Linked DNA regions of Homo sapiens: region 2 is linked to region 1. A link is an interaction called in ENCODE POLR2A ChIA-PET data of the cell type or tissue named here. Cell type or tissue: Caco-2. All regions are shown on one strand.

Evidence for each region. Peaks named below come from ENCODE experiments on the same cell type or tissue, not always from the same donor. Only the 100,000 strongest peaks of a DNase experiment are listed, where the experiment ranks them.
Region 2: POLR2A ChIA-PET joins it to region 1 with 5 read pairs; 2 of 35 experiments call an interaction of 5 or more read pairs at or near these places.

The regions. Positions count from the first base shown.
Region 1 is chr11:66,787,990-66,791,989 of GRCh38, reverse strand. It overlaps TOP6BL (TOP6B like initiator of meiotic double strand breaks), which reads right to left. Exons shown (of 15, transcript NM_001302084.2): 3 at 3,721-3,830. Among named protein-coding and RNA genes, the nearest start is that of TOP6BL, 45 kb to the right of the region's middle. In Caco-2, no CTCF peak of the experiment used is centred here; DNase peaks (open chromatin) are centred at 1,989, 2,459 and 3,066.
Region 2 is chr11:67,038,490-67,042,489 of GRCh38, reverse strand. SYT12 (synaptotagmin 12) reads right to left here. Exons shown (of 8, transcript NM_177963.4): 4 at 2,287-2,679. Among named protein-coding and RNA genes, the nearest start is that of MIR6860, 5.2 kb to the left of the region's middle. In Caco-2, no CTCF peak of the experiment used is centred here; DNase peaks (open chromatin) are centred at 599 and 2,358.

The sequences.
Region 1 (4,000 bases):
AAAAATTAGCCAGGCATGGTGGCGAGTGCCTGTAGTCCCAGCTACTCAGGAGGCTGAGGCAGGAGAATGGCATGAACCTGGGAGGCGGAGCTTGCAGTGAGCTGAGATCGCGCCACTACACTCCAGCCTGGGCCACAGAGCAAGACTCCCTCCCAAAAAAAAAAAAAAAAATTATTAGAAAGAGGAAGAGAGAGATGACAAAGCCTTTTACAGTTGGGTGTTGGGTGTTAGAGACCCAGTACCCCAGCCTGACATACCTACAGAAGCAGTGAATTTACTTATTTACTGTTATGAAAAAAATAGATGCTGCCAGCCGTGCACAGCAGAAACTACTATTGAATCATATGGTTTTAGCCTTCACCTTTAAATATGTCTAATTATATGACAGAATATAGAAGTATGTTTTCAAATATGAACTTATACAGTCATGAGCCCTTATATCACTTTCTAGAAGAAAGTCTGTCTCTCTCTCTTGCCCCCTCACCTTAGATACATACACACAGAAGTACAGATGTATAAATATATAGATATGTTTGTGCATATATATGTTTGTATGTATATATGTATAACTCCATTCACTTGATCACTTAGTATTATTACAAAAATAAATATTAAACTGGATAAAGCTGTCAAGAAGATCTTATAAAATCAGATTGCTTTTGAAGGGACATGTTACCCAGCCTAATGAACACCAAGATGTAAGACTAGCTGTGGGCATAAACACAAAACCCAATATCTCTCCTAAATGAAACTTTCCTCAGTCTTCCTTGCAATTGACTTTCCTCGCAGGCCCAAATTAATGGATCATTTATTATAGCTTTTCCATGGAGTCTCTATTAGCCTTTGCTGTGAACCTTGCTACTTAACCTTTCTCCTCAATTGAGGCATCCATGATGAAATCTTTTACAATCTCCCTTTTATCTCTTCTCATTCTCTTCATTCAAATATTGTCTACATAGCTGCACAGTACCAAAAACAATGAGATATAATGGAAGAAATGCATGAGGAAATCCTTGTTCCCTTGAGGCTAATGCCGTTTGACTATACTATTATTTTACTTCTCATCTCCATCACCAGCTGACTGCTGGTCACTAAGCTCACAGTTTTCCTCTGTATGCCAAATGCTGTCATCATCTTGACTGACATCCATATCCAAGCAGATAACTAGCCTAAGCAATAACTTAGTCTCACAGTTCCCTGACCTCTTCAACAATAATGACCTTGACCTCCACTCATTCCCAGCCACCTATTTCCATGGCCACGGCTTGGAACTGTTCCATTCTGAAAATCTTAAATTGAAATGTCCCACTCTATTGTGAAAAGATGTACACCAAGGTGTTAATAACGGCTGCCTTGAAAGGCCAAATTATGTGTATTCTAAATGTTTGTTTTGATCATACTTTGATTTTTCTGAGGGAAACACTACTTTTGCAATAAAGAAATAAGAGAAACTTTATCACTCTGATAACAACTTCCTATTCTTTCAAGTGTCAGAATCTCCTACACCCAGCAAATCTGTTTTTCAGTCTCATCAAGACCTCCAGACTTCAACCTCTTCCCATGGATTAGATGCCCTTCCTCCATGCTAACATAGCATTCAGGGCTCACTTCTATCATCCATCCTGGGAATCACACCGTATTGTAATTACGTGTTTACTTCTTGATCTTTCTATTTATATTCCAGGTTCCTTGGGATCAAGTAACATATCTTTTTTTTTTTTGAGGCAGAGTCTCACTCTATCACCCATGCTGGAGTGCAATGGCGCCATCTCGGCTCACTTCAAGCTCCGCCTCCCGGGTTCACACCATTCTCCTGCCTCAGCCTCCAGAGTAGCTGGGACTACAGGCTGCCACCACACCCGGCTAATTTTTTGTATTTTTTGTAGAGACGGGATTTCACCGTGTTAGCCAGGATGGTCTCAATCTCCGGACCTCATGATCCACCCGCCTCAGCCTCCCAAAGTGCTGGGATTACAGGTGTGAGCCACGGCGCCCAGCCAGGATCAAGTAACATATCTTAAGACACTGTACCTACAGATAGTATCTAGCTCACTGACACTGACTTGAACAAACACACGTCTGGATGAATAAGTAAATATTGAAATAGCCCTGATCTATATGAGTCAGACTTTGGTTCAAGTTCTAATTCTGCCATTTAACTGTTGTATGACACTGGGAGAGTCAGTCAAGTTCTCTGAATCTCAACTTTCTGGTCTGTAAAATGGGGTGATAATCCTCATCCTACCCACTTCATAGACTTGTCAGGATGCTTACATAATATATATAAATGTTATGTATACAACTTACTGCTTGTTCAGGCTGACTGAAACACAGAACCTCATTTCCTAGAATTGCCCTTCTTGGTTCACTGGAATCACCTTTTTATTGCTACTTGACATGAATAGTTTCAGAGCTGACTAACCATTAATTGCTCCAGATTGTTTACCCTCCATTCTCCTAAAGAAGATAAGGCACAGCCAGGGATATCTGTTGTCCTGATACCATACCCATTCCTTTCAGAATGAGCATATAATTATTCAAACATGGAGAAAGGCTGCCCAAGGGCTTCCTGGGAGAATGTTTAAAGCACTCTAATTCGTTATGTCTCCACCAACTCTAAGGAAGGAAAATAGGAGATGAGAGACCTGTTAAAGGGAATGGAGAATGAATTATCACCCTCATAAATCTGGACTACAAATAAGTCGATAAAGAGATCTCTAAACCAAACTAATAAAAATGTATCCAGGTAGGATCTGCACTGGGAGTCACTTTTAATTTTCTTTATTAGGAGATCCAAATTCAAATAAGGGCTTGTTTCAGTGGTTCTCAAATTCATCTGCATATTAGGAATCACCTGGGATCTAAAAAATGTTCCAAAGCCTATGCCATACCTATTACGGACTGAGTGTGTCCCTCAAAATCCATATGCTGAAGTTCTAAGCCCCAAAGTGACTGTGTTTGGAGGCAGGGCCCTCAGGAGGTTATTAAGATTAAATGAGGTCACAAGGGTAGGGCACTGACCCCAGGTCTTAATAGGACTGGTGTCCTTATAAAAAGATACACCAGAGCCAGGTGCCAGTAGTTCCCACCTGTAGTCCCAGCTACCAGCTACTCGGCAGGCTGAGGCAGGAAGATCACTTAAGCTCAGGAGTTCAAGTCTGTAGTGTGCTATGACTGCACCTGTGAATAGCCACTGCACTCCAGACTGTGCGACATAGCAAGACCACATCTCTACCAAAAAAATTTTCAATAAAAATAAAGAGACATTAGAGATCTCTTTCTTTTCATCCACATGCAGAAAAAAAGCCATGTAAGGACACAGTGACAAGGCAGTAGTCTACAAGCCAGGAAGAGAGGCCTCACCAAAGCCAGCCCTGACAGCACCTTGATCTTGGACGTCTAGCCTCCAGAACTGTGAGAAAATAAATCTCTATTGCTTAAGCCATCTAGTCTGTGGTATTTTGTTATGGCAGCCCAAGAAGACTAATAATTACAACACCCAGACCAATTAAATCACAATCACTCAGAGTGGGACACAGACGACAGTATTTTGGGAGCTCCTAGGTGATCTAATGTCTGCACAGGCAAGTTTGGGAACCATTGCCTTATTTCATTCCAGCTTGGAACTTTGATGGACCTAGGCTTTTCTTTCTTGTTATTAGATTGCAGAAAAATAAGAATAAAATCATTAGTAATTTATAAGACCACAACAAAACCTGCCTCAAAAATCATCTGGAAGGGTGTTACCCCTGTCATATCCTGAGAATAGCTGCCTTCCTCTGAAGTCCAAGTCAGCTTTGCAGAGATTCCGGGCAGTATGGACTGTATTTCTGTGTGAGAAGAAATGGCAACAAAGTCAAACAAGCAGTTTGGATAAGAACCAGGATTTCTGGATTTGTTTATTAAACTGGTGAGCCAAGAAGGCTTTTCCCTGATGAAAAGATTATCTACAAGATTTAAAATATGACTGGAAATGGCTATGCATCAGCAAATTGCTTGA
Region 2 (4,000 bases), 250 kb before region 1:
TGTAAGATGCCCTAACAATCTGTCCTGTTGGCGTCAGGGGCTAATGAGAGAATCATGGATGCACTGGGCTCTGTGAACCAGGTTCTCAGCACACATCAGGCTGTGGCGGCTGCTGTCTGCCAATGTCTCTCCTCAAGGAATGCGTCCCCAAACCACAGGCAACATGGCTGGGCACGACAGGAGCTCTGCACGGTCCTGAGAGCCAACCTGCTAGGCACTGACCCAGGCTGGGCTAAGAACTTCACATACATTAACCCATCTCTTCCTCAATAACCATGATGCCCATTTGACAGATGGGGAAACGGAGTCATGGGGTACTAAACTGACTTAACCAAGATCATACTGCTAGGAAGAGGTGGAACAAGGATTTGAACCCAGGCAGTCAGGCTCCAGGGTCCTGCTCCTAATCGCCCACTATACTGCCTCTCAGAAGCTGGGCCACCCCAACTTGATGCCCTAAACACGCCCTCCTCGCACTCTGCTCACAGGCTATCCCCACCCTTCAGCCCAGATGTGGCTCTGTTGGCTTGGTTCTGTGAGTTACAGCGATGTGTGGAGGGTAGCCTAAGGGACTGGGCACCTTCCCTGCCCCTCACGCTTTATTCTCCACCCTTCCCCCCTCTGCTCTGGCCCTGAGAGTTGACCTCCATGGGCTGTGTCAACAGGTTCCCTTGGCCTTTGGCTTCTGGTTGGGTCAGCCAGTGGAGGTCACCAGAAGGAAACTGGAGGGGGAGGGAAGTCCCTCTCTGCAGTATTGTTGCGGGATGACCATGTCCCTTGGCCAAAGGGCAGAGCTTCCACCAAGGTAGCCCTCTCCACACAAGGTGGCCCTCTATCCTTTTGGGCCCAGTAACCTCACCTTCCCCTCACCCCTTCAGATCTAGAGTGGGACAGCCCCTCCTGTTACGCCCTTCCAGGGTACCATGCCATCCCTGAGGCTGCCCCACACCCCATCCGCACCACTCTAAATGGTCTTATTATTTTCATTTTTAAAATTTATTTATTTATTTATTATTTTTGAGACGGAGTCTCACTCTGTCGCCCAGGCTGGAGTGCAGTGGCATGATCTCGGCTCATTGCAACCTCCGCCTCCTGAGTTCATGCAATTCTCCTGCCTCAGCCACCTCAATAGCTGGGATTACAGGTGTGCACCACATGCCCTGCTAATTTTTGTATTTTTAGTAGAGACGGGGTTTCACCATATTGGCCAGGCTGGTCTCAAACATCTGACCTCAGGTGATCCACCTGCCTCAGCCTCCAAAGGGCTGGGATTACAGGTGTGAGCCACTGCACCTGGCCCTATTTTTATTTTTTGAGATAGGGTCTCATTCTGTCACCCAGGCTGGAGTGCAGTGGTGCAATCGTGGCTCATTGCAGCCTCAACCTCCTGGGCTCAAGTGATCCTCCCATCTCAGCCTCCCAAGTAGCTGGGACTATAAATTAGCTGGCACTACCACAGCCAGCTAATTTATTTTATTTTATTTTATTTTTTTTGGTAGAGAAGGAGTTTTGCCATGTTGCCTAGGCTGGCCTTGAACTCCTGGTTAGGCTCAAGCAATCCTCCCACCTTGGCCTCCCAAAGTGCTGGGATTACAGGCATGAATCACTGTACCTGGACAGTCCTGTTTTATTTTTATTTATTTATTTATTTTGAGACAGAGTCTCCCTCTGTCGCCCAGGCTGGAGTGCAGTGGCACGATCTCGGCTCACTGCAAGCTCTGCCTCCCAGGTTCACGCCATTCTCCTGCCTCAGCCTCCCGAGTAGCTGGGACTACAGGTGCCCGCCACCACGCCCGGCTAATTTTTTGTATTTTAGTAGAGATGGGGTTTCACCGTGTTAGGCAGGATGGTCTCGATCTCCTGACCTCATGATCTGCCCGCCTCGGCCTCCCAAAGTGCTGAGATTAGAGGCATGAGCCACCACAACCAGCCCCAGTCCTGTTATTAAGCCCTCCCCAAATTAGCCTTCTTAAGCATGTCATCCCTTTTCTGCCGGGACCCCATGTTGACACAGGGCAGATGTGGACAACGACAGTTGCCACATTCTGTATTCACCTGGTGGGACCGCTAAGAACTCCACACAATGGGAGCCTTCAGGTGGAGCCCCCCACCTCCCAGCTCTGTACAGAGCTCCCTCTACAGTCTGAAGCTTCAGCTCTGGGATCAGCATCCATACTTGCACTCTACTGCCTTTCTGGGATCCTGCCGGGCCCCACCGCCATGCCTGCCTGGGAGGCATCTAGTGAGCCCAGAGCACCCTTCTGCCCCGCCCTGAGCCCCACTTACCCGAGAAATGCCCACGATCTGCTCGTCCGGCAGCAGGCTGACGCGCATGAAGCAGGACTCGAAGCTGGCCTCCTCCCGCTCCAGGAGGTCCTTGCCCTGCATCACCGCCACGTTCAGCGTGTGGGAGGCAGTGTCGTACTCCATGCTCACCTCCACCTGGCCCAGTGTGAAGTCCTGCCCAAAGGTGTTGCTCACGGAGGAGATGGAGTTCAGGGAGTCGGCCGACTGGGACTTCCGGAGGGTCCCATAGGGGGCCAGGTCCAACTCCCGGCCCATCAGCTCCAGAGGCCCCAGTTCACTGATGCTCTCAAAGGTGTCCTCAATGCTGAGACTGCCTTTGCGGCTGGGTGGTCCCCGCGTGCTGGCCCGCTGGGCATTCCAGGCAGGCACTCTCTAGGGGTGAGAAAGAGGGACGTGGGAGCATCATGGGGGCCATAGGCAAGGTCACTGGGAGACGGCAAAGAGATGAGTAAGGCCTGTTCATTCTCGAATCTCCAAGTTCCCCTTTCACAGAAGCCCTGCATCCCTTAGCTAGGAAGGTCGCTGTTTAATATTATTTCATGTCACTTATTTATTTACTCATTTTTTTGAGATGGAGTTTTGCTCTTGTTGCCCAGGCTGGAGTGCAATGGCGTGATCTCGGCTCACTGCAACCTCTGCATCCAGGGTTCAAGTGATTCTCCTGCCTCAGCCTCCTGAGTAGCTGGGATTACAGGGGTGCGCCACCATGTCTGGCTAATTTTGTATTTTTAGTAGAGATGGGGTTTCTCCATGTTGGTCAGGCTAGTCTCGAACTCCCAATCTCAGGTGATCTGCCCACCTACCTCGGCCTCCCAAAGTGCTGGGATTACAGGCGTGAGCCACCGTGCCCAGCCTAGGGGTATATGAAACATTTGTTTTTTTTGAGAGAGTCTCACTCTGTCACCAGGCTGGAGTGCAGTGGCTCGATCTCCATTCACTGCAACCTCCCCCTCCCAGGTTCAAGCAATTCTCCTGCCTCAGCCTCCTGAGGACCCGGGATTACAGGTGCACACCACCACGCCCGGCTAATTTTGTATTTTTAGTAGAGACAGGGTTTCTCCATGTTGGCCAGGCTGGTCTGGAACTCCCGACCTCAGGTGATCTGCCTGCCTCGGCCTCCCAAAGTGCTGGGATTACAGGTGCGAGCCACCACTCCTGGCCAACTATTTATTTATTTATTTATTTATTTATTTTTTGAGACAGAGTCTCGCTGCATCGCCCAGCCTGGAGTGCAGTGGCATGATCTTGCCTCACTGCAACCTCTGCCTCCTGGGTTCAAGCAATTCTCCTGCCTCAGCCTCCCAAGTAGCTGGGACTACAGGCGCCTGCCACCACACCCAGCTAATTTTTGTATTTTTAGTAGAGACAGGGTTTCAGTATGTTGGCCAGGCTGGTCTTGAACTCCTGACCTTGTGATCTGCCTGCCTCAGCCTCCCAAAGTGCTGAGATTACAGGCGTGAGCCACCACGCCCAGCCCTTCAACTTTTTCTTAATATGTATATTTGTAGGGACAGAATTCCATACATCAAGTTGTCGATTGCAGTGATGTTTAGAAAAAGGAAAAGCAGCTAGCAATCTAAGTGTCCCAGAAGAAGAATGGGTAAGAATACCAGAAGCCAGCTACTCAAGAGATGATGGAGCAGCCACAAGGGAAGTTTACAACACAGGAAGCTTTCATGTTGGGTGACACTCA